Linked DNA regions of Homo sapiens: region 1 is linked to region 2. Evidence: read pairs that join two places in POLR2A ChIA-PET (ENCODE). Cell type or tissue: MCF 10A. All regions are shown on one strand. Links, peaks and the distances in the headings refer to the core of each region. The heading gives the core; the rest is flanking DNA.

Region 1 (15,210 bases), core at 11,539-14,038, 480 kb before region 2:
TTCACTGCTTTACTCGTGAAGCATGGCTAAATGTTGGGGTTTCTTTTTATGCCAGATTCTCACTGAAAGCATGAAACTCTGATCAAATCCCAAGAAAAAAGCATGATATTTATCCTTCCTTTGGGGAATCACAGAATGGACCAGTTTTAGAAACTTGGAACCCCATCCTAGATTTTTCCATGTGTTTCTTCATGGGAGGGTGGATGGGTGTGAGGGGAGAGTCTCTGGGTCTTTGATTGTGGGAACTATTTGGCCTGGACAGAGCAGCAGAGAGTCTTGGGCCCCCCGCCCTGCTGCCTCTGTCCAGCCACACACTTCATGCACCAGTAGGGAAGTGCCTGGCGGGGCGTCTGGAAGCCTCTCAGGAGGTCACTGTCTCCCTTTGCTCTTTCAGACGCAGGAGGAGGGAGACGCACTGATGACATCGGGCCGCTCCTGCAGCTCGGGCGCCTCGCAGTCTCCAGGTGCAAGGCCAGCGCTTCCGCCGTGGCTGCTTCAGGACATCCCCCAGCACAGCCGTTCCTGGAGACCCGGCCATCTTTTCTGCATCGTTTTGCAATTTGTGAAACTTAGGACAGCAGCCGCCTGTTCAACCGGGCCCTCCGCCGGATGGCTCTGGGAAGTCACCGCTGGGCATGGCTGTGTCACTAGGGCTTTGTGGCTGATGAATAACAGCTGTCGTGTGCTGTTTCTGGGTGGAGATGTCCCAGGAAACCAGTCCTACTCTGCCAGCCAGTAGGATGGGGATGCAGGTCCCGCCAGCAAGGACTGGCTGAACCGTGCGACCCATGCAGTAGGGCCCTTGGGTCAGCTGTCCCCACCCACTACACTGATGGTGAATGAGGCCAGAAGACAGGGGGCTCTGCGTGAAGCCCACCAGCCCCTGCCACGTGATGGTTGGAACGCGTACCTTAGAGCTTCCAGTTCCGTCTTAGGACATTTTCAAAGATGAGCGTCCTCAGGAGGGGCGGTGGAGGGGGCATGTCTGGAGGGACCTGAGGCACGGGGAGCGCTCGGTGCCCAGGCCGAGCAGTGCCACACGTGCGCACGAGTTATGCCTGCAAACACGGGTTACGCCTGTGAGACCAGTGGGCTCCTTCCAGCCGGGCTGCCTGAGGCCACTGTCTGTGTGTTGGTGCCCATTGTGGGCTCCGGGGCGCTCTTCCCTTGTGCTGACGTGAGTGGAGTTGAATTGCCCTGAATCAGATTAGACTGAAATAAACTGAATTGAAAGGCCTACAAATAAGTATGAATCTCTTGCTGAGTGCCAGGCTCTGGGGAGTCACAGCTGAGTAAGACAGCCGCTGCCTGTCTTCACACTAGCCGGGCCCATAACTAATATTATGGACTTGCAGCAAGAACATATTGGGGGTGGTGGGTGGGAGTGGGGAGGGGGGCGAGAGGCTTCAGGAGGAGGAGATCTTTGAGCTGAGCCTTTGAGAATGGGAGTGGGGATTTTGGAAAAAGGTGAAGGTAAGAAGGACACAGGGGACCTGGGAGGCAACAGGAGCAGAGGTGCGCTGCATCTGAGGCGAACACAGGAGAGGGCGGAGACGCAGTGCTCACTTGCCACCTGACAGAGGCACACACGTGCACACAGAGTCACAGGCAGAGAGAGGCATCGCACACTCAGCCTGTGAGCCACACGCATCAGAACCACCCAGAACACACACACATACCTACTCCAGCAGAATCTCAGGGAGCCGACCCAGGAAGCTGCATTTTAAAACAAGCTCTACATGGGAATTCAGAGATTGACAGTGTGTGTGTTGGGGGCGGGTGGTAAGCCTCTGTCAGCCAGCGGGGGTGCGGGGGCATTCAGTGATTTGCAGGCTGGGCCTGCCAGGATTTGCCCCTGGCACATGAGTAATTGTTGCACTTCACCACACAGCACAGTTGCCTGCAGGACTTGTCCACACACAGACTGCTGGGCTCCACCCCCGAAATTCTGAGTCAGTCGGCCTGGAATTGGGCCCAGAATTGCTTGCTGATCAGTTCCCTGATGGGTGATGCTGGTACAGGGGCCTCTGAGAAAAAGATGGATTGGAGAGAGATGAGGCATCAGCCAGACTGAAGGAAGCCCTCACTGGCTCTCCTGAGACTGAGGTGCCGGGACAGTCGCAATATTTGCAGCACTTTGATTTGACCAGATGTGCCTTTCTCTTCTGTGTGCCCATCCTTGGTTTCAAGCCCGGCCTGTGACAGTAGTATGGTATTCTGGACATATGACAGACACCCAGTGCCCCGATCTGAAGATGGGTGAGCCTGGGTCACGCCGCCCAGTGGTCCCCGCCAGGGTCCCTTGCTCAGGGTGATGCCATCTCCTAAGCGGTGCAGCAGAGACCTGTGGCTCTGAGGCCACTTAGGAGCATTTCTGGGCATCCATGCAGTGCCTTGATTCCAGCACCCAGAAATGCTTCCAGTGTTACCAAGGTCACAGGTGGAAACCCCAGATGTCCCTTGGAAGGCTGTGCTGCCATCACCCGTGGGGCTTGGTCACGTCCTGGATCTAGGGGTGATCATTTATCAGCAGGCTACACAGGATTGGAAGAAGGGCCCCTGGGAATGATAAGTCTGTTCCCAGTAGGAACCCAATGTACCACCAGCAAGGAGCTCAGCACTGTGCTCAAGCCCAAAGGCACAACCAGCTTCCAAATCCCATCTTTGCAGGTCTATGGCTGGGACTACTCATGGTACCAATGCTGTACCAAGCAAGAGAGGAAACCACATATTAATTTGAATGGGGGAAGTTTGACATAACTGTAACAGGTTTAGAGTAGTGAGGGGTTGGCTAGTAAGAAGTCAACTCCAATCATCTAGGAAGAGCAGCTATAAGAAACAGCCTCTCAGCTGAGATCCTGCCACTGCACTTCAGTCTCTGGGCGACAGAGCAAGACTCTGTCTCAAAAAAAAAAAAAAAAAGAAACAGCCTCTCATCCAACCGCTCCTCCACCCCACCTCGAGCCCTCATTTGAGAGAGCACTGCCCCGACTCACCGAAGGGCTGAGAAGTTGCTGTTGGTGCCAAAGCAGTGGGAGTTGCTGGATATCCAGCTCTGGGGGGGGCCAGAGTTAAACTGTTCCTGTAAGAGAAGTGCCTTCCTGGAGGAAGTCAGCCACAAACTGCTTGAAGAGGTTGGAGGAAGCTGCTGGCTGCTGGGTGCTGCTGACCACCACGCACTGCAGGAGCCTGGTGCTGGAGGGTCCATGAGCATGGCAGGAGTCAGCCAAGTGGACACATAGCACAGGAAGAAAAACCTTCTGGCCGTGTCCTATCACTTCTCTCTCTGACAAAACCTAACACCATGTCAGCACACAAAGGAAACATGTCTAAAGGGGCCAGATCCATTTTCTCAAAGCAGGCAATGAAGGATGAACTTGGAGCTGTGTGGCACTAAATTGATAAGGGGCACAGTTCCCAAAGATTGTCTGGTCCTTGACAGTAGAGTCCAGGGTGTGGGAACTTGGCAAACCTATTATTTGATCGGAGGAGCAGGAGAATTGGAAGGGGCCTCAAGAGCTCCTCTGTCCAGCCTCTCACCACTCCCAATACAATACCAATCCTCTTACCAAGGCCACACAGCTCGGAGGGGTGGGAGAGAGGGACTGTACCACCTTGTTCTCCTTGCCCTCACACTCTGTCCTTCATAGGCTTCTTGCCATTAGATTGAACAGATAAACTGGTAGCATCCATTTTACAGATAGGCACCCAGAGCTGAGAAACCCCCTTTAGACGAATAAATATTCCCAATCAAAGAGAACTCAAGACACCCTATCTAGTTCTAGGACAGAGGAATTTCCTGACTTTCCCAAAAAAAACTCCATAACTTTTCTTGTTTCTCTGAATTCCATAAAGATATTTTAATGAAATGTGGGGACCACACTGGGCACAGTGGCTCAAGCCTGTTATCCCAGCACTTTGGGAGGCTGAGGTGGGCAAATCGCTTGGGATCAGGAGTTCAAGACCAGCATGGCCAACATTGTGAAACCCCGTCTCTACTACAAATACAAAAATTAGCCAGGCATGGTGGCGGGCGCCCATAATCCCAGCTACTCGGGAGGCTGAGGCACTAGAATCATGTGAACCTGGGAAGTGGAGGTTGCAGAGAGTCGAGATTGCACCACTGCACTTCAGCCTGGATGACAGAGCGAGACTCAGTCTCAAACAAAAAAAGAAAGAAAGAAATGTGAGGACCAGCCAGCGTGATTAAAGCAGTGCTTTCCATACCTGGTATGGTATTGTAGGAGCCCAGTGAAGATTTGTGGATTTGATTTATAACTTGCCCAGCACAGGCCTTGGACCTTGGACCTTGGGTCATGCGTTCTCCCGTGAGCAGTAAGAGAAGGGTTGTCATTGCGATGGTTGTGTCGGTCCCTAATGCTGATGGAGAGTGTCCTGTGTGCTGTGCCCGCAGCATCTCATGAGACTCCATAATGAAAAAGCCCTGTCATCATCCACTTGTCTGTCAGCTGTATCAGGAACATGCAGAAAATCCACCAGGGCAGTGCACTAGTCAGGGCTGGATGCCACAGCAAAGCCCTCTGTCTGGGGGGCTTACACAGTAGAGACAGATTTCCTCACTGTCCGAGGAGCTGGAAGCCCGAGAGGAAGGCTTCGACAGGGTTGGTTTCCCCCAGGCCTCGCCTTGGTTTGCAGCCGTCTCCTCCTGCCGCGTCCTCTGAGTCTGTGTTACAAGCTCCTCTTATAAGGACACTCGTCAGATTGAATTAGGACCTACCCTGATGGCCTCACTGAAACTGAATTACCTTTGTAAGGGCCCTATCTCAGATACAGTCCCATTCTGAGGTAGTGGGGGCTTCACCGTATGGTTTTGGCGAGACTTAGCTCAGCGTAGAGCAAGCAGTATTTCCTACAGACTTGGCTATCTATGTGGATAAGGGCTTTGCATACTACTTAAGAGTTACCATCTGAAGTTGAAGCTGCCCTTCCTTACCTCGTGATCTAGTTAACTTCATCTTCAGACAAACATGTAACACCTGCAACCCCCAAGCTCTTGAAAATACTTGAAGCCCCATCCCCTTCAGTTTGTATAATTCTAAGCAGGTTCTTAGAATTAGAAAAGCTTCTAAGCCTCTCTCTAGTATCAATAAAAAATAAAACCTGAGCTCCGGTCCCAGAATCCTCCGGCCTTCCCGGCATGTGGTGTGATGATGGTGTATACCAGGATCTTGTTCAACAACTCTGGGACACAAAGGGGACCCATGACTTTCACAGGCAAGCATTCCTGTGGTGGGCAGCAGGGTGGAGGAATATTGCGAGTTTACGGCCCACTCCCCCGGCTCAGGTGGGCAGCAATACCAAGACAGGCCAACAAGGGCATCGCCTCGTGGGGCCCCGCGCCCTGAAGTGCCCTTTTTGCCCAGATCCAGGACACCCCACGGCCTCTTAGAAAAGGAAACGTTTGGGCCAGGCAAGGTGGCTCACGCCTGTAATCCCAGCACTTTGGAAGGCCGAGGCTGGTGGATCACCTGAGGTCAGGAGTTCGAGACCAGCCTAGCTAACATGACGAAACTCCATCTCTACTAAAAATAACCAAAATTAGCCAGGCGTAGTGGCAGGCGCCTGTAATCCCAGCAACTTGGGAGGCTGAGGCAGGAGAATCACTTGAACCCAGGAGGCAGAGGTTGCAGTAAGCTGAGATTGTACCATTGCACTCCAGCCTGGGCAACAAGAACGACACTCCATCTCAAAAAAAAAAAAAAAAAAAAAAAAAAAGAAAGAAAAAGAAAAAAGAAAGGAAGAAAAAAAGAAAAGGAAACATTTGGCTGAGCGCGGTGGCTCACGCCTGTATTCCCAGGACTTTGGGAGGCTGAGGCAGGTGGATCACCTGAGGTCAGGAGTTGAGACCAGCCTGACCAACATGGAGAAACCCCATCTCTACTAAAAAGCTGGGCGTGGTGGTGCATGCCTGTAATCCCAGCTACTCGGGAGACTGAGGCAGGAGATCCCTTGAACCCGGGAGGCGGAGGTTGTGGTGAGCCGAGATGGCGCCACTGCACTCCAGCCTGGGCAACAAGAGTGAAACTCAGTCTCAAAAAAAAAAAAAAAAGGGAAGAAAAGAAAAGGAAACGTTTGTGCCTGCAGATGACAATTGTGCATATTATGTGGAAATATTTAGACAGGTCAATTTAGGGACACTATGAATCCTTCCCTCTATAATCAGATGTAAAATTAAGGCTATTCTTTTCCCAGCACTATAAAATGACTACGGTTGACATTGTTTGAGCCACCTCTTTTGAGAGTGTTGCATTGTCCCCACATGTCCCTGGGTATAGAAGACTGAGGGTCTATCTCAGTGTAGCCCTTAGGTTCTGAGGGAGGCTTGGGGGCTATCGCTTTAGGGGCTCGACTCATCTGCAGCTCTGTAGGCACTGTGTGTTCTGGGCAGTGGGCATTTTAAACCCATATGGGAGATGAAGATGACTGAGGCCCAGGGCTGCTGGATCGCACACAGAGAGTGAGGTGAGGGCTTGGACTGGGGCCGTTTGGCTCCAAATCCCATAAGCTGACCACACTATCGCACTCCCAGGGTACCCTTAGATCAGCCAGTCCCAGCCCTCCTTGCACATTAGAAAGCTCTCGGGAGCCAGGCCGGGCCCGTTGGCTCACGCCTGTAATCCCGGCACTTTGGAAGGCTGAGGCGGGTGGATCACTTGAGCTCAAGAGTTCAAGACCAGCCTGGCCAACATGGTGAAACCCCATCTCTACTAAAATTACAAAAAATTAGCTGGGTGTGGCGGCGGGTGCTTGTAATCTCAGCTACTCGGAAGGCTGAGGCAGGAGAATCGCTTGAACCCAGGAGGCGGAGGTTGCAGTGAGCTGAGATCATGCCATTGCACTCCAGCCCGGGCAACAGAACAAAAACTCCATTTCAAAAAAAAAGAGACATAGACTGAATAGCTAAAAGGTATTTGGTGCTGGGATAAGTTTTGGATGGTACACAAAAAAGAATAATTGCCTCCATCCTATCCTTCGGGATCTGAAAATCTAGCTGTGGAGACAGCTCAGCTTATTTTTAAAAAGGCAAATGTGCTCCAATGTATCGTAGGAACCAAGCGAGTGAACACCAGAGAGCTGGGGTAGTCACAGGGGGCCTCAAGGAGGTGGTGAGACTGAAGCAGCAGAACAGGATTTGGAAGAAGGATTTAGGATTTGGAGGGCTTTTTAGGGGAGGGCCAAAGAGAGGACAGGTGTGCCCAGGCATGCCCCGGGGGTGTGAGGGCAGCTGGATCCCAGGGTGTCTGAGAGTGGTCACCTGAGGGCATGCTCATTGGTGGGTGTGGCCATCACAGGACATGGCTACAAGGGGCGTGACTATCAAAAGCAGAGCCATTCAAGGTCGTGCCCATCTGTCGGCGAGGTCACCAGGGCCGTCTGTGGGCGTGGTCACCACAGGGCGTGGCTGCAAAGGGTGACAGATGGTGGTCATGGTCGGATGAGTTGGGAGGCAGAGGGTGGGCTTGGGCCTGTTTGGGAAGCAGAGCTTGGATGTCATTCTCCAAGCCTCAGAGGCCATTGGAGGTGTTGGGCAGGGAGGGTGCATGGACAAAGAGGTGCTTGAGGAACAGTGATCAGATATGTGCCAGCTTCAGCTGTCCTAGCGTCCCCATCCCTAGGTAGGCACTGGGAAGAAGAAAGGCGTCTGGAAGTCCCATCCAAATCCCCCCGCCGCCCCCACCTCGCCTCTCTGGCTTCACTGTGAAGCGGGTCAACTTTTTCCAAGGGCAGGAGAATGTGGTTCCCTGTTGCTTGAGGGGCTCTGCAGGCCGAAGGTAAGAAGTGCTTCTGCCCCTGCGGAAACCGGGTCAAGCTGGCCCGGCACCCTCATCCCTTTTCTACCTGAAGCAGAACTGCGGGTGGAGCCCGCACCGCAAACGCACGGCCTGTCTCTGGTGAAAAGAGCTGTCTTTGGGACCTTCCTCGCTGGGCTGTTCCAGCACTCAAGTCTCAGCGCTGCCATGTGACGCCCACGCCCCCTTCCCCTGTCGCGGGATCGACCCCTCTGGAGCTGCCGAGCGGCTGTCTCACCGCCATCTTCCCTTCTCTGGAAACATCCAAATCCCCACCCACTGCCCCAGGCCAGGCCAATCAGATGCGCTGGCCTGGAAATTCCACAGGCAGCAGGGAGAGCCCCAGAGTCCCCGGGCTGCGCTGCTGCAGAGGGCAGGGCCCGGACTCCGCGCTGCCGTCCTGTGTGTGGTTTTGCTTTGTTCCTTGTTTTTACCTTCTGTCAGCGCATCACCGGAGGCCTTTGGGTCGCCCCTCCTCCCTGGCCACTCCTCTCCCCCGGACCCAGCCCTCAGTCCCTCCCTGCCTCGCCCAGCCTGGCGCACTCAAGCACTTGCCCTGGTCGCTGTTCCTGGACACGCATGGACGCTAAAAGCCAGGCTTTCTCGCGCAGTCCGCATTTTATTTGCAAAGCGAAGCGGGTGCTGCATTGCGGTCATTCAGCCCTGCTGTCCCTTGGTCTCGGCAAGGGCTGCTCTGCCCTTCCACTGCTCTGGGTCCCAAACCAGCTCTGCCCACACCCTGCCCTTTGCCCATCGTCTCAGCCCAATGGCCTGTCTTCACCCTCACCTTCAGGGAACTGGGCTCCCTCTTTTTAGGCAACACTGTTCTCGCCCACTTCCTTTTCAAGCGTCTCACCCTCTGTCCTCTGACGCTTCTTCCCCAGCGTGTCTGTCTCTTTCCTAGGTCCCTAGGTCCTAGGTCTACCCCGGCCACCTTTCCTGATCTCATTCACTCCTACGGCTCCTCCCACAATAACCCCAACCTGGCTGTAGCTCTTACCCGACCCCTGGGCTCCAGACATCTCCACCTGGATGTCTGCAGTGGACCCACAAGTCTTTCTTCTCCTCCTGGAGGCAGCCCCCACATTCTCTTCTTGGGATCCTCCCCTTTTCTGTGCAGGAGGGGTGGGGATATTTGACTTGCCCACTGCTTCAAGAATGACGTGTGACCCAGAGGTGGGCACATGCCTCAGACCAGCCTGAAGTTCTGGTCTCTTGTTAGGATGAGCTGCTGTAGTCCCCAAGCTGGCTGCGCATAAGCTGAGCGACACTGCTGCCTGGCAGGTGCTCTCCCTGAGGAAGAAAGCAGAACCAGGAGATGGGACATGGTGGGCTCGAACATGAGCTTTGGTGGACGTGCATCTAACTAAAGTCACTTTCTGGACTTTTTGTCAATGTGGGCTAACCCATTCTCATTTTTGTAGAGGCTGATCTGAGTTATTTATTTATTTATTTATAGTAGAGATGGGGGTCTTACTTTGTTGCCCAGGGTAGTCTCGAACTCCTGGACTCAAGTCCTGCCTCTGTCTCTGCCTCCCAAAGTGTTGGGATTATAGGCATAAGTCAATGCACCCAGCCTCTGAGTTGAATTTTTGTCACTTGAAGACCTCTGATAGACACCTCCAACAAGAAGGAACCCATGATCTCTGTGTTCCATCAAACTGACTTCTCCACCTGGCTTCCCCGGCATCCTTCATGGCACCACCTCCCCCAATTTCCGGTGACAATGTTGAAAGCTTGAGTGCGCCCCCATTGCAATCTTCGTTAATCAAGTACTGCCAAATGCGATCTCTCCAGTGCTCCTCTCCTCCCCAGCCCACTTCAAACCCTCATTACCTTTTCTCTCTCTCCCCAACTCCTTTTTTTTTTTTTCTTTGAAAGGGCCTTGCTACATTGTCCAGGTTGGTCTCGAACTCCTGAGGTCAAGTGATCCTCCTGCCTCAGCCTCCCAAGTAGCTGGGATTACAGGTGCACACCACCACATCTGGCCCTCGTTACCTTCTGCCTAGACTGTTTGATGATTTCTCTGCTGGCTCCCCGTCTCACACTGTTGCTAGGACGTTTCTAGACCACAGTTCCGGTGCATTCACGGATGCCCTCAAGAACCTTCAACGGCTCCCACCTCCAGCAGGAAATGAACTCAAGTGTTCAGAGCTCTCCTGACTCCCTGACTCGCTCATGCGTCTATTCACGGTCTGCTGTGCGGCGTGTCAGCCAGTGGCCTGCCTCCCCTTCCAGCCGTAGCCCACACCACTCTGATGTGATGGGACACCCCGTGGCCAGCTTCCCTGTGCCCTGAGCTTCTTCCTGGCCCCGGGCCGGCGACGCTCCTCCACCCTGCTGCAACCTGCAGAAATCCTTCCAGGGGCCTCGTTCTATAAATTCTGTCTACATGTCCCCAAGCAGCAGTGCCCCCCACCTCCAAATGCCCTTGATGCTCTGGGCTTGCCACTCCATTTAACAGTGTCCTTCTCGGCTGTTTTCTCCGAAGCGGCTGGAGGGCAGAGTCTGTGTCTCATTTGCCTGAGATTTCCTCCCCTGCTGAGCTCAGGGCCTGCAAATATTTGCTGGGTAGACATGGATGGACAGCCTGACCAGGACGCCTCCTGCTCCCAGCACTGCCCCTCCCCGTCTGGGGTCCTCCTTCCGAGTCATCTGGATACGCCAGCAAGCCTAGATTCTCATCTGCCTGCCGGACTCCCCGGACTTTTTCAGAGATCATTGCAAAGCTCACCGCCATAAAGCCAATCTGCAAACACTTTTCTTGCTTCTTTTTTTAACCTCAATTAAACACACTAAAATACATAAATGAGTAAATAAATAAATAACAGGACAACTTGGTGTGGTGTAATTCAGGTTTGGTAAACAATGATGGTGTTCTCTTCTTACTCGCACCCCCTCCTCTGCCACCTCTCTCACGCTCTCCTGCTCTCTCCTGCCACCCTCCAGGTGCCCTCTCTGACCCCACCTCCCCTCCTGCCCTCACTCACAGTCAGGAAGGCTTCCCATTTCCTCCCGACTTCCCCAGTGGGACCCAAGTCCTTGGGAGTCAGGACAGAAGGTGACTTGGGTGGAGGCAGTGAGCTAGGAAAGAAAGGCAGCAGGTATGATCTGGGCCATTCGGAGGGCAGGGCAGGGGCAAGGAGGCTTGGCTGGCTGGGTGGTGCTCTGGGGCCCATCCACCCTGAACTGGGAGGAAGGGTGTTGCCCCCATCCAGTGAGCATGGGTGGCAGGGGCACTGAGCTGCAGAGGCCACCACCCCAGAGCCGCCAGAGCCACTCTTGACCAAGCACTGAGGACCAGCCTTGGCACAGGCCCTGGGTGGAGAAGTCCCAAGGACACCAAACCCACCGTTAGTGCTGGCTTGACTGAGCCTCCCTAGTGCTGATACCAGATAACAAGTGCAACTGTGTCCAGATCCGAGGGCAGCCGTGGGCGTGAGATTCATGGGAGGGCAGGGCCGCCAAAAACAGGAGTGGCTGGTTCAAAACACTGAACGGGGTCAGGGGCCATTGGTTAGGCCTTGGTATGGAAACAGAATTCTAGGTGGGGACAGACGGGGGCCCCACAGACAGGAGCGTGGAGCAGTGCCATGGGGTCAGCAGGGAGACCCGACAGGACCAAGGAGCTGAGGGAGGTGGGCAGGGTCAGCAGCAGGGCCGGCTTCCTGCAGTGGGACCCCTGCGAGGGCCTGTGCTTGGAGTTCAATGCTCCCAGGGCCCCATCTTGAAACTCTTTACGATACTATCTTTGAACTGAGATTCGTCAGTGAACTCTGATGGGACAATGGAGTGTGCACTGGCTGCCGGGAGCCCTGGCTCCTATGTGGTCCTGCCTCCCTCTCTCTCCTGCCTCCCTGGGACGGGCTCTTGGCCACTCAACCCCCTGCCCTTGCCTAGTGATTGCGGCCCCCTTGGCTCCTGGTGGAGGCCTGGGTGTGGAGGCAGAGAGGGTCGGGTGGATGTGAGATCTCAGGCACCTGTGGACACCTGCATGTAAGTATCCCAATGTCTAAGGTAATGTGGCCTTGGAGAGCCCATTGGCCGGGCACAGTGGCTCACGCTGTAATCCCAACACTTGGAAGGCCGCGGTGGGAGGATTGCTTGAGCCCAGGAATTTGAGACCAGCCTGGGCAACATGGCGAAACCCCATCCTACAAAACATACAAAAAAATTAGCCGGGTGTGGTGGTGTGCACCTTGGTCCTAGCTACTCGAGAAGCTGAGGCAGGAGGATCACTTGAGCCTGAGAGATTGAGGCTGCAGTGAGCTCAGATTGCGTCGCTACACTCCACCCTGGGCGACAGAGTGAGACCGTGTCTCTTAAAAAACAAAAAACAAAACAAAACAAAAACAAACACAAGATGGGCACAGTGGCTCATGTCTGTAATCTCAGCACTTTGGGAGACCAAGAGGGCAGATCACTTGAGGCAGCCAGAAGTTCGAGACCAGCCTGGGCAACATGGTAAAACCTTGTCTCTACTAAAAATACAAAAAAAATTAGCCAATTGTGGTGGCATATGCCTACAGTCCCAGCTACTCAGGAGGCTGAAGCACGAGAACTGCTTGAACCCAGGAGGTGGAGTTTGCAGTGAGCTGAGATTGTGCCATTGCACTCCAGCCCAGGCGACAGAGTGGGGCCCCACATTTTCATTTATCCATATGGATCCCAGCATTATGAGCCAGCCCTGACAAGTGCGTATCAGGAGACCAGGGACCCAAAGCTTCAGGGAGGTAAGCCAGGTGGAGGCAACTGCTCCTAGACTCAGTGCCAAGGTCGAGCCCAGCCACAGGTTCTTAGAAGTTCCCTTTTGGGGGGTAGGTGGTAAAGTTGGGTGGGAGCACCTGTGCCAATGTATGTAGAGGAGTGGCTGCAAAAGCAGGGAAAGAGGCCAGGCAGGAGGCTTGAAGGAAGTTTCCAGTACATATCCTAGATATCAGAGAGTTACCCCAGACCAAACAATGGCTCCATTGCAAACAATTTGCCTTGGTGTTAGCTTGAGGGGCAACTAGAGGTACAACTGAGGGGCAGGAATCTGGAACAGTCTTTAACAGAGCCCTGGTTTGCAAACTTTTCTGGGCTTTAGCAAATTCTCTAGGAATTTGCTAAAAATGTATATGGCTGGGTCCTCCCTCCTGAGATCCTGAATTAGTAGATCTGAAATGCAATTTTTTTTTTTTTTTTGAGACAGAGTCTCACTCTTGTCACCCAGGCTGGAATGCAGTGGCGTGATCTTGGCTCATGGTAACATCTGCCTCCCATGTTCAAGTGATTCTCCCGCCTCAGCCTCCCGAGTAGCTAGGATTACAGACACCTGCCACCATGCCAGCCTAATTTTTGTATTTTTAGTAGAGATGGAGTTTCACCATGTTGGCCAGGCTGGTCTTGAACTCCTGACCTCAGGTGATCTGCCCACCTTGGCCTCCCAAAGTTCTGGGATTACAGGTGTGAGCCACTGCACCCGGCCTGAAATGCAATTTTTAACAAGCAACCCAAAGAATGGTTCTTTTAGTGGGTAGGTGAGTGGGTGGGTTGTACACACAGAGGCACCTGATATGAGCGAGAAAAAATGGTCTTGGAGGCTCTGCCCTAGCTGATGCCTCATGGAGGACAGATGAGCCATCCCTGCAGAGCCCTGCCCAACCCACCGAATCCTGACCCAAAGTTTTGGTGTTCTTCGTCATGCAGCAAAAGAGAACTGGAACAGTTGGGAATTTACTCAGTGACCCTGGGAATATGTATGCCAAATATCTATGTGCCAAATCACAACAGTGCCATGTTTCCTAGAGGCCACGCATTCCTAGTTTTCAGTAACTCCCTTTTCAGTGGACGACACACACCACCCATTCTTGGGGACTTCTGTTTTAGGATTTTTCTGGTGGAGAATTTCATCCCAACAAAAGCACTCAATAGCCAGCTGACCTGGGCAAATCATTTCAATGCTCGTCCCTGCTCTGAAGGAATAAGGATTTTTTTTCCTTCACAGCTCACTGGACTTGGGTGAAGAAAAGAAACAAAAACCACAGGAAAACACTGCAGTGTGCAAAGTCCTGTACAAACACATCTGAGAATGAGGAAGGGAAAAGTGAGGCCCAATGAAAAGAGCAACACTCACCAAATTAACACGGTATTTGAGAAGCGAGATGACTTCCTTAATTTTCTTTATATTTTCCTGAAGCTCCTAAATTTTCCACACTGAGCAAGGCGTTACTTTTACGTAAATTCCCATAAAAGAGTCATGTCAGATCCATGGAGGAAGGCAGGGCTGGGGAGCAGCTGAGCCCCTTGCTGGCCCCACAGCCTGGGAAGCAGATGCCACCGTGGGGACATGAATTCCTGCCCTGACAGCTGGGCAAGACTTGAAGTGGTGAACGGCAAGGGCCAGGGATGTCACTTCCCCACTGGGCTGTGGCTTCCTTCCCCTAACAGTAAAACGGGAAAGGAGTGACCGCTTGTTTCTTATTTAGGACACTGACTCTGGCAGTCTAGAATTGGAGGGGACTCTTTTGTTGCTAAAGAGCAACCTTCAATTACAAGCTTAAAATAAGCCTAGTCATCCTCCCTCACTCCTGTCCTCCTCAGGGAGGTGGTTATGAAGGGGAGAGGCCTGAGCGCTCCAGGCCCAAGGCTTAACACCAGGACAGGCAAGCAGGCAGCTGGCGCTGTTGGCCAGTGGTTGGAGGCCCCACTCGCTCCTCAGCCCTTTCAAAGTAGCCTTTGGAATCCACAAGGATGGCAAACAGGCAGAAACCCCAAACAAGACTCTTGGGGCACTCGGGTTTAGGCAGTGGCTGAGTCTGTGCTGGGGCTGGAGTAGGGACTGTGGAAGGAACCTCTGGAGGGCCAAGATCGGCACTCTCTAAAGCCATATGTGGCTTCTGCCCACTCATTCTGAGATGGATTCTGTCTTTGAGGGGGAGAATCCACAGCCGTCTCTGCAGCCAGCTGCCGAGTCCGCCATCCACCTTATTCTGAACCAAGCTTTGGGGTCTAGACCGGAGCTTCTCAAACTTCAATGTGTGCACATATCCACTGTGGCCCTTGTTCACATGCAAATTCTGACTCAGCAGGTCTGGGTGGGTCAGAGGTTCTCATTTCTTTTATTTTTTGGTTTACGTTTTTATTTTTGTGAAGATGCGATCTCGCTCTGTCAATCAGGCTGGAGTGTGAACATAGCTCACTGCAGCCTTGAGCTCCTGGCCTCAAGCGATTCTCTTGCCTCAGCCTCCCAAAGTGCTGGGACAACAGGCATGCACCACCGCACCAGGTCAACCTGAGGTTGCCATTTCTAACAAGCTCCCAGGGATGCTGATGCTTTGGGTCTTCAGACGACACTCTGAGCAGTAAGGTAACAAGGGACTAGGCCTCATCCTGGGTGCTAGGTCTATGCCGCCAGCTC
Region 2 (15,210 bases), core at 6,687-9,186:
CTACCCAACTTTGTGGGCCTCCTGATGGGCTGCAGCATAAAGCACACAGTCTCACTCAGGGCATGCTCTTGCCCAAACATTCATTCTGAATCTCATCAAGCCTCTAGACCTATCCTTCAAGTTACTGGAAATACGGGGGCAGGCTAAGGACAAGCTACACAGTAGGATGAGGAAGCAAACCGACACATCAAGAATAGGGGAAATTTTACAAGAAGACTGTCCTGGACTCAGGAAGAAAATCAACATCATGATTTAAAAGTGTGTGTCGGGGGAGTGGTTGGGGGGACCGTTCTAGAGGAAAAGATTAAAGGAGTCTAAAGAGACATGAGAGTCAAATGAGGAATATTTACCTCAGATCCTCGGTCAAAACAACAGCCACCAATAAGGTGATGAAGAACAGGAAAAAAAAAAACATCTAAGAGAGACATTTAAGGAACAGTTGAGGAAATTGGAATATGCACTAGATATTAGGTGACAGTAGGGAATTACTGTAGGGAATTTCTGAGTTGCGATCATTGCATTGCGGCTTTTTAGAAGAATATCTATTTCTTTTTTAAATTTTTGCATTTTTAGTAGAGATGGGGATTCGACATGTTGGCCAGTCTGGTCTCGAGCTCCTGACCTCAAGTAATCCGCTGGCCTCGGCATCCCATATGTCTTTTAGGATTACAGAATTCACATTCAGTTCCAGGGATGAAGTAACAAACACTAAACTGGCAAGTCCAATGTATAAGAAATAGAACCCACTAACATGCCTGAATGTCCACCCACACCAGCCAAGCAGAACTTCCAGCAGCCAGGCAAATCCTGAGGAATCTTGTGAAGCAGGTCAAGGGGTTGCCTGTCTTCTGGGTTGGGGACCAGGAAAGGCCAACTGGAGAGTCTTCTTGTCCAAGTTGCTGTTTTGTGAGGTTTTGGTGTGTAGCTTGCTTTTTTCATTTTTTATTGTTGTGTAGTTCTCACCTCACATGAGAGACTCCAGCTCTTCTGCTGTTGTTCCAATAGCCTTTGTAATGCGATTACATGGGCAGCTTCTAACTTGCTCAGTCGTGGGGGAGTAGAAATACATGATTGGAACTTCAGGGTAAAGGTGACAGGGTGAACCCATACATCTATAAGAATTTCCCCAAGTTTTAGTAAATGAAAATAAAACGTGACCCACCAGAAAGTATCAGAGAGAGGAAATGTAAAGAGGTCACATAAAAGAAACAGTATTTAGAAAAGCTTTTATTTTATTTTATTTTATTATTATTATACTTTAAGTTTTAGGGTACATGTGCACATTGTACAGGTTTGTTACATATGTATACATGTGCTATGTTGGTGTGTTGCACCCATTAACTCGTCATTTAACATTGGGTATATCTTCTAATGCTATCCCTCCCCCCTCCCCCCACCCCATAGCAGTCCCCGGTGTGTGATGTTCCCCTTCCTGTGTCCATGTGTTCTCATTGTTCAACTCCCACCTATGAGCGAGAACATGCGGTGTTTGGTTTTTTTGTCCTTGCGATAGTTTGCTGAGAATGATGGTTTCCAGCTTCATCCATGTCCCTACAAAGGACATGAACTCATCATTTTTTATGGCTGCATAGTATTCCATGGTGTATATGTGCCACGTTTTCTTAATCCAGTCTATTGTTGTTGGATATTTGGGTTGGTTCCAAGTCTTTGCTATTGTGAATAGTGCCGCTGTAAACATATGTGTGCATGTGTCTTTATAGAAGCATGATTTATAATCCTTTGGGTATATACCCAGTAATGGGATGGCTGGGTCAAATGGTATTTCTAGTTCTAGATCCCTGAGGAATCGCCACACTGACTTCCACAATGGTTGAACTAGTTTACAGTCCCACCAACAGTGTAAAAGTGTTCCTATTTCTCCACATCCTCTCCAGCACCTGTTGTTTCCTGACTTTTTAATGATTGACATTCTAACTGGTGTGAGATGGTATCTCATTGTGGTTTTGATTTGCATTTCTCTGATGGCCAGTGATGATGAGCATTTTTTCATGTGTTTTTTGGCTGCATAAATGTCTTCTTTTGAGAAGTGTCTGTTCATATCCTTTGCCACTTTTTGATGGGGTTGTTTGTTTTTTTCTTGTAAATTTGTTTGAGTTCATTGTAGATTCTGGATATTAGCCCTTTGTCAGATAAGTAGGTTGCAAAAATTTTCTCCCATTCTGTAGGTTGCCTGTTCACTGTGATGGTAGTTTCTTTTGCTGTGCAGAAGCTCTTTAGTTTAATTAGATCCCAATTGTCAATTTTGGCTTTTGTTGCCATTGCTTTTGGTGTTTTAGACATGAAGTCCTTGCCCATGCCTATGTCCTGAATGGTATTGCGGAGGTTTTCTTCTAGGGTTTTTATGGTTTTAGGTCTAACATTTAAGTCTTTATTCCATCTTGAATTAATTTTTGTATAAGGTGTAAGGAAGGGATCCAGTTTCAACTTTCTACATATGTCTAGCCAGTTTTCCCAGCACCATTTATTAAATAGAGAATCCTTTCCCCATTGTAGAAAGCTTTTCAATGATATTGTTGGAAGGTAGGGGATAATCAAGCAATGCTTTGAAATATCTAAAGGAAAACTAATTCCATCCTGGAACTCTATGCTCAAACTGTTACTTGAGTGTATGGGAGAATAATACACATTTCCTAGATATGTAAGGCTCAAAACATTTACCTCTCATGTTATTCAAGAAGCTATTGGAGGATTGGCTTCTCCAAAACAAGGAAATAAGAAAGAAGGATGCATAGAATGCTAGAAAAGGGGGAATTAATACATGAAAAAGGTGGAAGGATCTTTCAGACATCCTGGGAGGACTGCTTCACCCTGGGCAGAGAGGGCAATCATTCCTGATCTAAGACATCAGAAACCTCCAGAAGAGTCCCAGATGGCCCAATAACCTGAAAATATTGAGAGGTTTAATAGGTGGTTGAGAATTTGGGATTGGATTAGTGGAAGGTACAGAAAAAACTAACTAAGCAAAAGAAAGAGAATGATTATTAACTTCTAGAAAAACACAGTTTTTAGGAAAGAAAAAGTCATCATAGTATACTATGTGGCTCAGTTGTGAATGGCATCTTCACAGTCATGGTAATGTAAGCAGTGGATAGTGATCCAATTAAACTTAATAACAGAAAATATTGGTGAGGTGGGAGATCAGCAGGACTTGTTTTCTGAGCACTTGTTCCAACCCTGCTGATCAAACAGGATCTGGTCAAAACAGGATGTTTAAAGAAACTGAACAAAACCAGCTAAAACCAAGATGGCAACAAAAGTGACCTCAAGTTGTCCTCACTGCTTGTTATACGCTAGTTATAATGCACTACATGCTAAAAGACACTCCCACCAGCACTATGACAGTTTATAAATGCAATGGAAATGCCCAGAATTTACTTTATATGGTTTAGAAGGGGAGGAACTCTTGGTTCCAGGAGCTCCTCACCCCTTCTCTAGAAAATGTGTGAATACCCTGCCCCTTATTTAGCATATAATTAAGGCATAGTTATAAATACAGCTAGCCAGCAATCCACAAGTGCTACTCTGCCTATAGGGCAGCCCTGCTGTGTTTGTGGAGCAGCCATTTTCCTATACTCTGTTGCTATAATAAACTTGCTTTGATTTCACTTTATTTTGTTGGCATGCTCTTGAATTTTTTCCTATGTGAAGCCAAGAACCCACCTGGGCTGAGCCCTAATTTTGGGGTTCACCTGTGTCATTGATGGTAGGATGGGAAGACATGGAAGGTATGTATAGGAGTGTATGTTGAGGATGTAATATGAAAGAGACCCAAATGGCCATCTTCCAGAGTTGGAAGTCCATAGCAAATGCCTAAAGCTTAAAAAGATCAAGAAATTACAATATAAGCATGTTATTTAGAGAAATGGAGATAGGTACTCAAAGCCTTCACTAAAAGAGTTGGCTGTTGTTGCTCCACATAGTGGTTAATGAGAGGTGGCTGACAGCCTGCCTTCTTTTTTGTAACAGGGCTAAAAACTGCACCAAACAGGAGCCTATTCTCTGTAATATTTTGTCTATGAAATTCTGGAAGAATTCTTCTGACCTCATCACTATAGGACTTCATGCTCTGGGCCAGGGGTCACAAAATGGTGCCATAGTAGTGGGTTTTTTTATGACTCCCATAGTTTTATATTTTTAATAAAAATATTTGAATTTATTGAGAACAATTACAAATCAGGAGATTTACAGGAAAATACCAATTTCTAATTTCCCTTGAAAGAAATCAGAAGATTCATGAAAACAAATGCCTGCCCAACAACAGCAGCTGACTGACACGGGGACAGAGCTGTGCCCCTCAGGCAGCCAAAGGCCCCACCTGGTACTCACCTGCTCCCCACCTTCCCCCACTGGCGTTTTTGGTTACGTGCCTGGCCTCTGTAGGCATTTGCATACAGGTGTCAAAATACTGCTTTTCCTACTTCACCTTTTGGAAGCACTATAAGGGATTTTTTTCTCTCTTTTCCTCCCCATTAATTTTCTATTCCTTCATAAGACAAGTATTATGCAATCTATTAGGGATAGTGTAGCAGAGAGAGTTCAGTCACTGCAGTGAGAAAGAACCAGTTACGAATCCAGATTCTACCAAGTTCTGTGACTGTGAGCAAGCCACTTAATTTCACTGTACCTCAGGTTCCTTTTGAGTTGAATGGGTCATATAATTGTTGTTGCAAGGGTTAGGCATGATAATTTTCATGAAGTTGATTGCCCACTCCATTGTTAAAAGCCACAACACCTAAAGCAAATTATTAAATAGATAATAGATTTGATTAAATATCTTCAGGCAGATGTAGGTATTCCCAAAAGTTTTTTCATCTCTAAGAGACAAGACAAGATTCTGATCATCTAAGGGTCTTGGCCCATGGCTGTTCAATGCTGTGAGTGGGTATAGTCTAATTGTTTAAGTAAGTTGATTTATTGGGGAAAAGAGAATGCTGAAGTTTAAAGTTTCAAGCCTAGAACCCATGGACCCTTTAGTTAATCAGTTTCCACAAATATTTACCAAGGGTCTCCTGGGTTTCAGACACTTTAATGGGCTTCAAGTAAGGTACATGTTGTTGTTGTTGTTGTTGTTTGAGATGGAGTTTCGCTCTTGTTGCCCAGGTTGGAGTGCAGTGGCGCGATCTCGGCTCACTGCAACCTCTGCCTCCCGGGTTCAAGCAATTCTTCTGCCTCAGCCTCCCGAGTAGCTGCGATTACAGGCATGCGCCACCACGCCCGGCTGATTTTGTATTTTTAGTAGAAATGAGGTTTCTCCATGTTGGTCAGGCTGGTCTCGAACTCCCGACCTCAGGCAATCTGCCCGCCTTGGCCTCCCAAAGTGCTGGTATTACACACGTAAGCCACCGCGCCTGGCCAGTACATGCTTTTTTCTAAGAGGAACTCAGAGTTTAATGAAAAATGCTTATTTATAAAGAGACATATGACTAGTTGTGGCAGTAAGAATTTAGAAAAGAGGGAGACTTTTTAACTGTGTGATTCTATACGTTCTAGAATGTGCTCCTGGATGTTGTCAGGACTTACTTCCTGGGCTTTCTGCAGAATAGGATCAGCAGTTATCGATTCACAAAGGGTCAGAAGATTGCTTTATGTGGCCCTATATTTCACAGAATTTTAGAGTTGGCATCTTTAAAATAATAACAGGGAAAATGCTGGGCCATCCGCAGATGTTCAACAAATTCTTAGAATATGTAAGCAGGAAGTCAATTTCATCAACTCCGATCCATCAAAAATGATTTCAAATAAGAAGGGCGGCGCTGAGAGACTGAGTGACTAGGTTAAGGTTACACAGCTTGCTAATCAAGCAAGGAGTGCACAGAAATGACTAGTCTATTGTAGGGAGGAGAAGAAAATATCTTTCAGATTTGCCCTGGAAAGAGAGAGAAAAGATCTTCCACTGCCTTCTCTATGGTGATGGCTGGTGTAAGGAACACCTGCATCCTACCTAAGTATTTAACTTGAGACACGTGAATCCTTTCATTTATTAACAAATATTTGGGCTGGGCAAGGTGGTTCACGCCTGTAATCCCAGCACTTTGGGAGGACCAAGGCGGGCAGATCACGAGGTCAGGGGATCGAGACCATCCTGGCTAACACTGTGAAACCCTATCTCTACTAAAAAATATACAAAAAATTAGCCAAGCGTGGTGGCAGGCGCCGGTAGTCCCAGCTACTTGGGATGCTGAGGCAGGAGAATGGCGTGAACCCAGGAGGCAGAGTTTGCAGTGAGCTGAGATCGTGCCACTACACTCCAGCCTGGGCGACAGAGCGAGACTCCGTCTCAAAAAAAAAAAAAAATTGTGGAGTGCCTACCTGTGCCAGGTACGGTTCTGCAAAGCCCTCTGCCCAGCAAAACAGAGCAAGAGACTGGCTCTCATGGAGCCTGCAGTCTAGCAGGGCTGGTGGCAGAGGCAGCTGGGGCCAGCCACAAACAAGGGATGCAATAAATATCACGGTACTGTGTATAGCATGGTACGAGGTGGCAGGTGCCATTGGAAAAAGTCAAGTAGAGCAGGCACAGTGGATGTTATGGGTTTCTGTCCAGACCTCCTCTTCAGGATGAAGATATCCCCATCCCCGAGCTGCTGGGATATCGGTGGCTGGTGAATCACAGCTGCCTCCCTCAGCTTCTGGAAACAGTCTTGCTTACAGTTATGCCTTTCCCAGGGTGAAGCCCATGACCAAGTCTGCCTGACCTGGGATATAAGGCCCAGCCCCTTTCCTCAACTGGAGACACTCTAGGGCCTTCCCAGCTCCAGAGCTCCCTGTAAGGCTGGCTCAGTCCTCAGTGGCAGCCAGCCAACCACATGGGGTGCCGGCTTCTCTCTCCCGATCCTGCCTTCCCAGCTTCCTCACAGGTGTGTGCTCCCTGAGCACCCCCCAAGAGCCTGCTGCATGCCTCTCTCTCGGTCTCAGCCTTTTGTTCCAGGGAACACGATCCTAGACAGCAAGATAAGAAGATCAGGAGGGAGAGGACGACAGCTTGCCTATTTTAAACAGCACGGCCATTGTAAACCTCATTGGGAAGATAACGTTTGGGAAAAGCTTGAAGTCATGAGAAAAATTTTAAATTGATAAAAACATAATTTAAATGTTTCTGTTGCTTTTGTCTTTGGTTGCTTATGGTGAAAAACCAAGGCAAATGTCTCTTTTATCAGGAAAATACATTAATGGGCTTAAAACATAATGTGAATGAAGAGATTGAAGCCTAGCAAGGTATATGGCTCAGCACAAAAGAAGGAGAATTCTGTGATTCCCCTCTGGCAGCCCTAAAGAGAAGGGGCTGGGGCCTCCAGAGGGAAGAAGGTATAGGGCAACAGTACTTGAGAGAGGTGAGGACCCCAGCAATCTGATAAGAGGCCTGGACCCAGTGCCAAGAAATTGGCAATGATTTCTAGGAACTAGAGGTCTGATATTCTATTTCGAGTTTCTCCCTGTACTCATGCATTGGCCATCATGCATAATGCCACATCATCTTGGGGAATCTGGTGGGAAGAGAGGTGCTTTGTTTGCACCAGGTTATTATGAAGAGAGGGCAGAGGCCTAAGGCTCTCCAGCACCAAGCTGGAGTCAGGTGTTGTAGCAAGAGGCAACGCAAAAAACTGCCTGGACCAGACCCTCCCTGGATGGTTAATATTGGGACTGCTGGTCTCTGTGCCGTCCTGTGAGATTATAGCGTGCATATATTTAATTGACTATTAAAGGAAGAGGAGCGCCATATGGCTGTAAAACCTGGGGAGATTTAGGTTACAAAAGAAGCATGCTCATTTAGAAATCTTACACATTCAGAGGTATTATCCATCTCTAGCAATAGCAGAGTGAAATAAACATATTTAAGTAATGGCAACAGCAACAAGGAAGACTTTTAAGCACACTTTCAAATTTTGCATTGAGAAACGTGGTGAGACCTTTCAACTTTCTGTTTCAAAATCCAAATGTATTCTGATGAAAGCTCTTTATTCATGAAAATTTTTGTGCATGTGACTAGGATTTTACTCTACACATCTCAGACAAAACTCCTTTCATTCCACCTGCCATTGGGCAATGCTCTCCAAGGGGAGGAGGAAGCTCCTTCCAGAGTCCTGCCAGACATCAGCACAGGCCCTGGGGCAAGAACTGGTCACCTCTGCCTGTGCTGGGTGGAGAGCAGAGGAGTTGGATGAGGAGGGACATCAAATTTAAGGAACAAAATCAATTGACCCTGTTTTGGTGCTAACTTTTCCTTGGCTGGTATTCTATGTCCAGAGAAGCAAATGGGGTGGTCCTGTACCTTTCCCAAATGGTCTCTCCTCCTCCTCCTCCTCTTTCTCTTCCTCCTCCTTCTTCTTCTTCCTTTTCCTCCTCCTCCTCTTCCTCTTCTTCCTCCTCCTCTTCCTCCCTCCCTTCCTCCTTCTCCTTCTTCTTCCTCCTCCTCTTCCTCCCTCCCTTCCTCCTTCTCCTTCTTCTTCCTCCTCCTCTTCCTCCCTCCCTTCCTCCTTCTCCTTCTTCTTCCTCCTCCTCTTCCTCCTCCTCCCCTTCTTCTCCTTCTCCTTCTTCTTCTTCTTTTTTGAGATGGAGACTCACTCTGTCACCCAGGCTGGAGTGCAATGACACGATGTCAGCTCACTGCAAACTCCGTCACCTGGGTTCAAGCGATTCTCCTGCCTCAGCCTCCTGAGTAGCTGGGATCACAGGCATGTGCCACCATGCCCAGCTAATTTTTGTATTTTTAGTAGAGACGGGGTTTCACCATGTTGGCTAGGCTGGTCTGAAACCCCTGACCTCAGGTGACCCCCCAACCTCAGCCTCCCAAAGTGCTAGGATTACAGGCGTGAGCCACCGCGCCCTGCCCAAATGGTCTTTTCTTATCTGAGTTCCATTCTTTAAAAGTAAACTTAAAAAAAAAAAAAGCCTCTTATCATGAAGACGTATGTGGGCAGGTAGAAAGGATTTTACAGGATACTTTTTGTAATGCTTCCATACAATATAAAATTTAACATCTTAACCATTTTCCAGCATATAGTTCAGCAGCGTTAAGTACATTCATGCTGTTGTGCAACGAGCACCACCATCCGTCTCCAGAGCTTTTTCATCTTCCCAAACTGAAGCTCTGTACCCATCAAACAATAACTCTCAGTTGCCCCTTCCCTCAACCCCTGGCAACACCCATCCTACCTTCTGTTTCTGAATTTGGCTCCTCTAGGAACCTTATATGAGTGGAATCATACAGTATTTGTCGTTTTGTGACAAATACTTATTGGCTTATTGCACTGAGTGTAATTTCTTCAAGGTTCATCCATGTTCTAGTATGTGTTAGAATTCTCTTCCTGTTTAAGGCTGAGTAATATTCCATCGTGTGGATAGATCACATTTTGCTCATCCATTCACCTGTTGAGAAAAACTTGGTTTGCTTCCACTTTGGACTATTGTGAATAATGCAGCTATGAACAAGTGTGGACAAATCCCTGGAACAGTTTTTGTAATTTGCTTTTACTTCCCCAGGGCAACTTAGGACTTGACAGATTTTGAATATGAACTTACTTTCCTTCCTTGAGACTAGATAGATTTAAGATTAAGTGTTTTTAAAGGGGGCCTTTTCTTTGACTAAGTATCATAGAAAGTAATTTGGTGTCTGGTGCATGGTGCATTGCTTCTCTGAATGAATAATTCAGACATTTCAAAACACTAGTGGATTTGAAAATCAAATTCACACAGAGAGGGTGAGTTGTGAGAAAAGGATAGCATAGGCACCATGATTCAGGTTTGGGGTTCTACAGACTGACACCAAGAAATCAAATGAGAATAAATTACAATTCAGCTGTGAGTGTGCAACACACACACACACACACACATGGAAGCAGCTAGTTTAAAAGTCAGGAAAGCCCACAATTCTAGCTGCATTTTGTAGACTACCTTGAGGTTTGAGCTTTTACCTTATGGTAAGACAGGTGGAAGGAGTTGGGAATAAGGATCTGGAGAGTTGAACCTACTTGTGCTCTCCCACCTTGTTGCCTGATAGTGTACCTTAGATAGTTAATGGCAAGGCTTCCAATGGGCCAGATGAGGTTGCAGAGAATTTTCCATTTCACACTACAGACTGTCCTGTTGACCCAGCCAACAGTATCACAGATTAATGTCACTGGCCAATTGAGAGGACACTCAGCAGGCATGAGTGCTTAGGGCCTCTGGAGCCCAAGAGCCAAGAGCAGGACCCTCACCTCCTGGATGCCATGGCAGCTATCCTTTCCAGTGGCCTCTCGCAGGCTACATGGCCTCTCATTTTTGCTTTTCCTTACACATCTGCTCTTGTTTTTTCTCTCAACTGACTTCCTTTGTTTACTCACTTTGAATATAGCTCAATAATGCCACCAAGCTTGATTTTCCAATGCTACCTTTATTGACTATCGAGTTCATTGCATCTGCCAGTGGTGTCTGCATACCTCGGTTTGAAACTTTGAGCATCTCATTGACAAGCTTTGGAACTCATTGCCCAATCCAAGTCATCTAATACCCTGGGTGGATGGCAGTGGAAGGAAGGTAGGAAAGGTAGGAGGATGGTGGTGGGAGCCCTGTGGCGTGTAGGACTACCTACCCTTCTCCCTTTATTTTTTATTTATTTATTTTTTTTTTTTGAGAGGGAGTCTCCCTCTGTTGCCAGGCTGGAGTGCAGTGGCGCTCACTACAACCTCTGCCTCCCGGGTTCAAGGGATTCCCCTGCCTCAGCCTCCCGAGTAGCTGGGACTACAGGCACGCACCATCATGCCCAACTAATTTTTTTGTATTTTAGTAGAGACAGGGTTTCACCATGTTGGCCAGGATGGTCTTGATCTCCTGACCTCATGATCCACCTGCCTCGGCCTCCCAAAGTGATGGGATTACAGGCTTGAGCCACCATGCCTGGCCAGGACTACCTACCCTTCTTAGAGACGTCGGCTGGGAGCCAATAAACAAGTCTAGAGCACTGACTGAAAGCACGTTGGACGAAAGAACAAATTGGTTGAAAATGAAGAGAGAAACATCCATGCCCTCAGCTCACAACGTGGTCCTGTTTAGCTTCCATCCCTCCTTGTGTAATAGTGGCCCTCTAGACATGACTCACTCATTGGAGAGACTGTAAAACATCCATAGAAATAAATCATTGTGATTTTGTTGTTCTTTTATGGAAGGCCCTTGGTTACATTAATTAATTAGCCAGTTAATTAACTCATCAGCCTCCAAATGTGTGTTGAGCACTGACTATGTGCCAAGCACTCTGCTTTGTCCCTTTTGCGTCAGTGTACAGAGGCTCTTAGAGTGCTGGCTACATTTAGCTTGGGAACTAAGACAAGAGTCCCGACACCTGGTAAGAGTTTACCTGTCTCCCAGGGACTCTCTAGGAGCTTTTATATGTTATCATTTTTAATCCCCTGGCAATTCCAAGTGCTAAGTATCATATTTTCCTTGTTGTAGGAATAAATCCGAGGCTCAGAAAGGTAAATAGCTTGCCCAAGTCACACAACCAGCAAGTGACCATGAGTGATGCCCTAGATGGCCTTTGGCAAAATTTGTGCTTTTGGTACTCCACAACCCTTGGCAAAGCTATGAATAGAGGTGGATGTGCTAGAGACGTTTGATTGAAACATACACCCTGTAGGTAGGTCTGTAACTCCCTGAAATAAGTATAACCCAGATATGTCCATTTTAAAGTGAATTTTTAAAAATACTGGCTGGGCACGGTAGCTCATGCCTGTAATCCCAGCACTTTGGGAGGCCGAGTCGGGTGGATCACCTGATGTCCGGGAGTTCGAGACCAGCCTGGCCAACGTGGTGAAACCCCATCTCTACCAAAAATACAAAATTAGCTAGGCATGGGGGCACATGCCTGTAATCTCAGCTACTCGGGAGGCTAAGGCAGGAGAATTGCTTGAACCCAGGAGGCACAAGTTGCAGTGAGCGGAGATCGAGCCTTTGCACTCCAGCCTGGGCGACGAGAGCGAAACTTCATCTCAGAAAAAAAAAAAAAAAAATACTGTGCCACTCTAATGATTTATCTGGAAGGAACAAGGGAAAGGGGTTCCTTTCTGATTGTTTCTAATTGTTTCCATTTTCTTGATGCATCCTAAAACAACAATGATATGTTCCATGCCTGTGTCCCTACCAAATCTCATGTCGAATTGTAATTCCCAATGTTGGAGGTGGGTGGGAGGGCCTGGTAGGGGGTGTTTGGTTTATGGGGGCAGATCTGGAAAGTAAAACATGGAAATGTGCCTGAAAAAAAACAACAGTATTCTATCTTTTAAAAAATTAGAGAGTTTACACTGGTTAAAAAAATTAATTTATTGGCCGGGTGTGGTGGCTCATGCCTGTAATCCCAGCAGGGAGGCCAAGGTGGGTGGGTCACTTGAGGTCAGGAGTTCAAGACCAGCCTGGCCAACATGGTGAAACCCCGTCTCTACTTAAAAAAATACAAAAATCAGCTGGGTATGGTGGTTGGTGAGTGCCTGTAATTTCAGCTACTTGGGAGGCTGAGGCAGGAGAATTACTTGAACCCGGGAGGTGGAGGTTGCAGTAAGCAAAGATCGTGCCACTGCACTCCAGCCTGGAAGACAGAGTGAGACTCCATCCCCCCCTCCAAAAAAAATTATTTATTTAAAATTTTCTTTTAAAATTCTTGGAATGAGTGATCGATGAACATTTGAACATTATGTTAAATTCATCTTGGTCTTATAATTAAATTACCTTTGTTATCACCTCCTTTGTTCTTAACAGGAAATTATATTCTCCATGCTTTCTCTGTCTGAATTTTCCCTAGTTTTCGGTTCTATCAATTTATTTAAAACTATTTTCATATTCTCTCTTACACATGAAGATACACAGGATTTAAAAATAATTTAGTAGTTTTAAAAAAATCTGAGAGTAAATTAGAATGTTAAAAAGAATTTTTCATGTTGGTATTCTCAATTCAATTAGTAAAATATGCCTATAATATTTCCTAATCCAAAATAGTTATAGATTAACTGTCTTGAAATTTCAGTATGACTGGAATGAACTTCACAACCTGAAGACAGCTAAGGTTGCAAAGCTGGCACTCAAACCTCAGTGAGGCTTGGGTTCTTGTCAACTCCTGAGTCAGCACTGGAGGTGCAGATGGTCACTTGTACAGGACTAATTGTTTCTCTCTGCTGCAAGATACGCAGAACCTTTAAATGCCGGAATTAATACAGGGTTTTTAAAGAAAAGTTGGAAAATACAAGTTGAAAGGAGAAATAAATCTCTGCTAGCAGGAGGCAAGAAGCCCTAACTGTTTCTGACATGGCTCAGAAGACCCTGCACCTGGATGGCCGCACCACCTCACGCTGTCCAAGAGAGGTATGCCCTGGCCAAAGGCTTCACTCACTTCCCAGTCTGTCACGAAAAAGAACCGCATGTTTTCCTCTAACACAAAGGTCAGCAAATTACAGCCTGTGGGCCACCTGTGTGTATAAGGCCCATGAACTAAGAACAGTTTTCTTACTTTTAAATGGTTGGAAAAAAATCAAAAGAAGAATATTTTATGAAGATAGAAATTATCTGAAATTCAAATTTTAGCGTTTATAAACAAAGTTTTTTAAAATTTTTTTATTTTATTTTTTTGAGATGGAGTCTCGCTCTCTCTCTCAGGCTGGAGTGCAGCGGTGCGATCTTGGCTCACCGCAAACTCTGCCTGCCAGGTTCAAGCATGCCCGGCTATTTGTATTTTTAGTAGAAACAGGGTTTCACCATGCTGGCCAGGCTGGTCTCGAACTCCTGACCTCGTGATCCGCCCGCCTCGGCCTCCCAAAGTGCTGGGATTACAGGCGTGAGCCACCGTGCCCAGCCTATAAATAAAGTTTTATTGGAACACAGCTGCGTTTGGTCCTTGGCTTGGCTCCTGTTAAGGGCCTCAGGGAGCCTCCAATCATGGCAGAAGGTGAAGGGGGAGCAGGTGTCTCACACGGCAGGAGCCAGAGCAAGAGAGAGAGTTGGGGTGGGAGGTGTCACACTGTACAACAACCAGATCTTGGGAGAACTCATTCACTATTGTGAGGATCGCGCCATGCCATGAGGGATCTGCCCGCATAACCCAAACACCTCCCACCAGGCCCCACCTCCAACATTGGGAATTAGAACTCAACATGAGATTTTGTAGGGGCACAGACACAAACCTTATCAATGTTGTTTTAGGATGCATCAAGAAAATGGAAACAATCAGAAAGGAACCCCCTTCCCTTGTTCCCTCCAGATCTCCTGGTCTACCCACATCTATGCCAGTTCTTTCTGGTCTTTTCTCCTGCTATGATGGATGAAATTTCCCTGCTTCTATCAAGGCCAAATCCTACCTTCTCTGGATTCCATCCTGCTTGCTTTTCAGTAATCTCTCTTCTTTTTCTCTCTTTCCTCCACCATCTCTTTTATCCTTTCTACTAGATCATTCTTACCAATATTCAAGTGTGCTCTGAAATCATTCCCTAAAATAATTCTCCCTTGACCCAGCTGGCACAGCTCTAGCTCTGGCCTGTTTCTCTGATCTGCTCCAAGGGTCACTCATGTGTGTCATCTATGGTCACTGAACCCACTGCCTCCCCTCCCATTCTTCTCACTCTTACCACTCCACTGAACCTGATCTTGTAAGGGTCACCGTGTTGCCAAAACCAGAGGAAGCTTCTGTCTTAGTCTGTTTTGTGTTGCTATAAAGGAATATCTGAGGCTGAGTAATTTATAAAGAAAGAAGGTTTATTTGGCTCACAATTCTAAGAGCTGGAAAAGTTCAAGATTGGGCATCAGCTGTGGGCATCAGGCTCATGGCGGAAGGTGAATGGGAGGGGAATGTGCAGAGATCACATGGCACATGAGGAAGCAAGAATGGGGGAGGTGCCAGGCTCTTTCCAACAGCCAGCTCTCTCTGGAACGAATAGAATGAGAACTCCCTCACCCCAAGGGGGGCATTAATTAGAGGTTCACACCAAGACCCAAACACTTCCCACTAGGCCACACCTCCAATATTGGGGATAAGTTTCAGCATGAGGTTTGGAGGGGACAATTATCCAAACCATAGTAACTTCTCACTATTTCTCAAACTTTCAGCAGCATTTCATACCATTACTGTTTTCTTTTGTCTTAAATTTTTTCTCTTGGTTTTGGCATGCCATACTCGCCTAGCTTTCCTTCTAATTCACTATCTTTCTTTCTTTCTTTCTTCCTTCCTCCCTCCCTTCC

The links. ChIA-PET counts read pairs that join two places held together with the same protein. Peaks named below come from ENCODE experiments on the same cell type or tissue, not always from the same donor. Only the 100,000 strongest peaks of a DNase experiment are listed, where the experiment ranks them.
Region 1: POLR2A ChIA-PET joins it to region 2 with 5 read pairs; 3 of 35 experiments call an interaction of 5 or more read pairs at or near these places.

Annotation. Positions count from the first base shown.
Region 1 is chr6:7,254,339-7,269,548 of GRCh38, reverse strand. No RefSeq gene overlaps it. Among named protein-coding and RNA genes, the nearest start is that of SSR1, 51 kb to the left of the region's middle. RefSeq lists silencers at 1,839-2,133, 7,015-7,190, 8,314-8,443 and enhancers at 1,712-2,213, 6,888-7,679, 7,784-7,923, 7,994-8,113, 7,680-8,471 and 1 more. In MCF 10A, for the core only: no CTCF peak of the experiment used is centred there; no DNase peak of the experiment used is centred there.
Region 2 is chr6:6,764,584-6,779,793 of GRCh38, reverse strand. The region is part of intron 2 of LOC101928004 (a long non-coding RNA gene); the gene reads left to right. Among named protein-coding and RNA genes, the nearest start is that of LINC03055, 110 kb to the left of the region's middle. In MCF 10A, for the core only: no CTCF peak of the experiment used is centred there; a DNase peak (open chromatin) is centred at 8,093.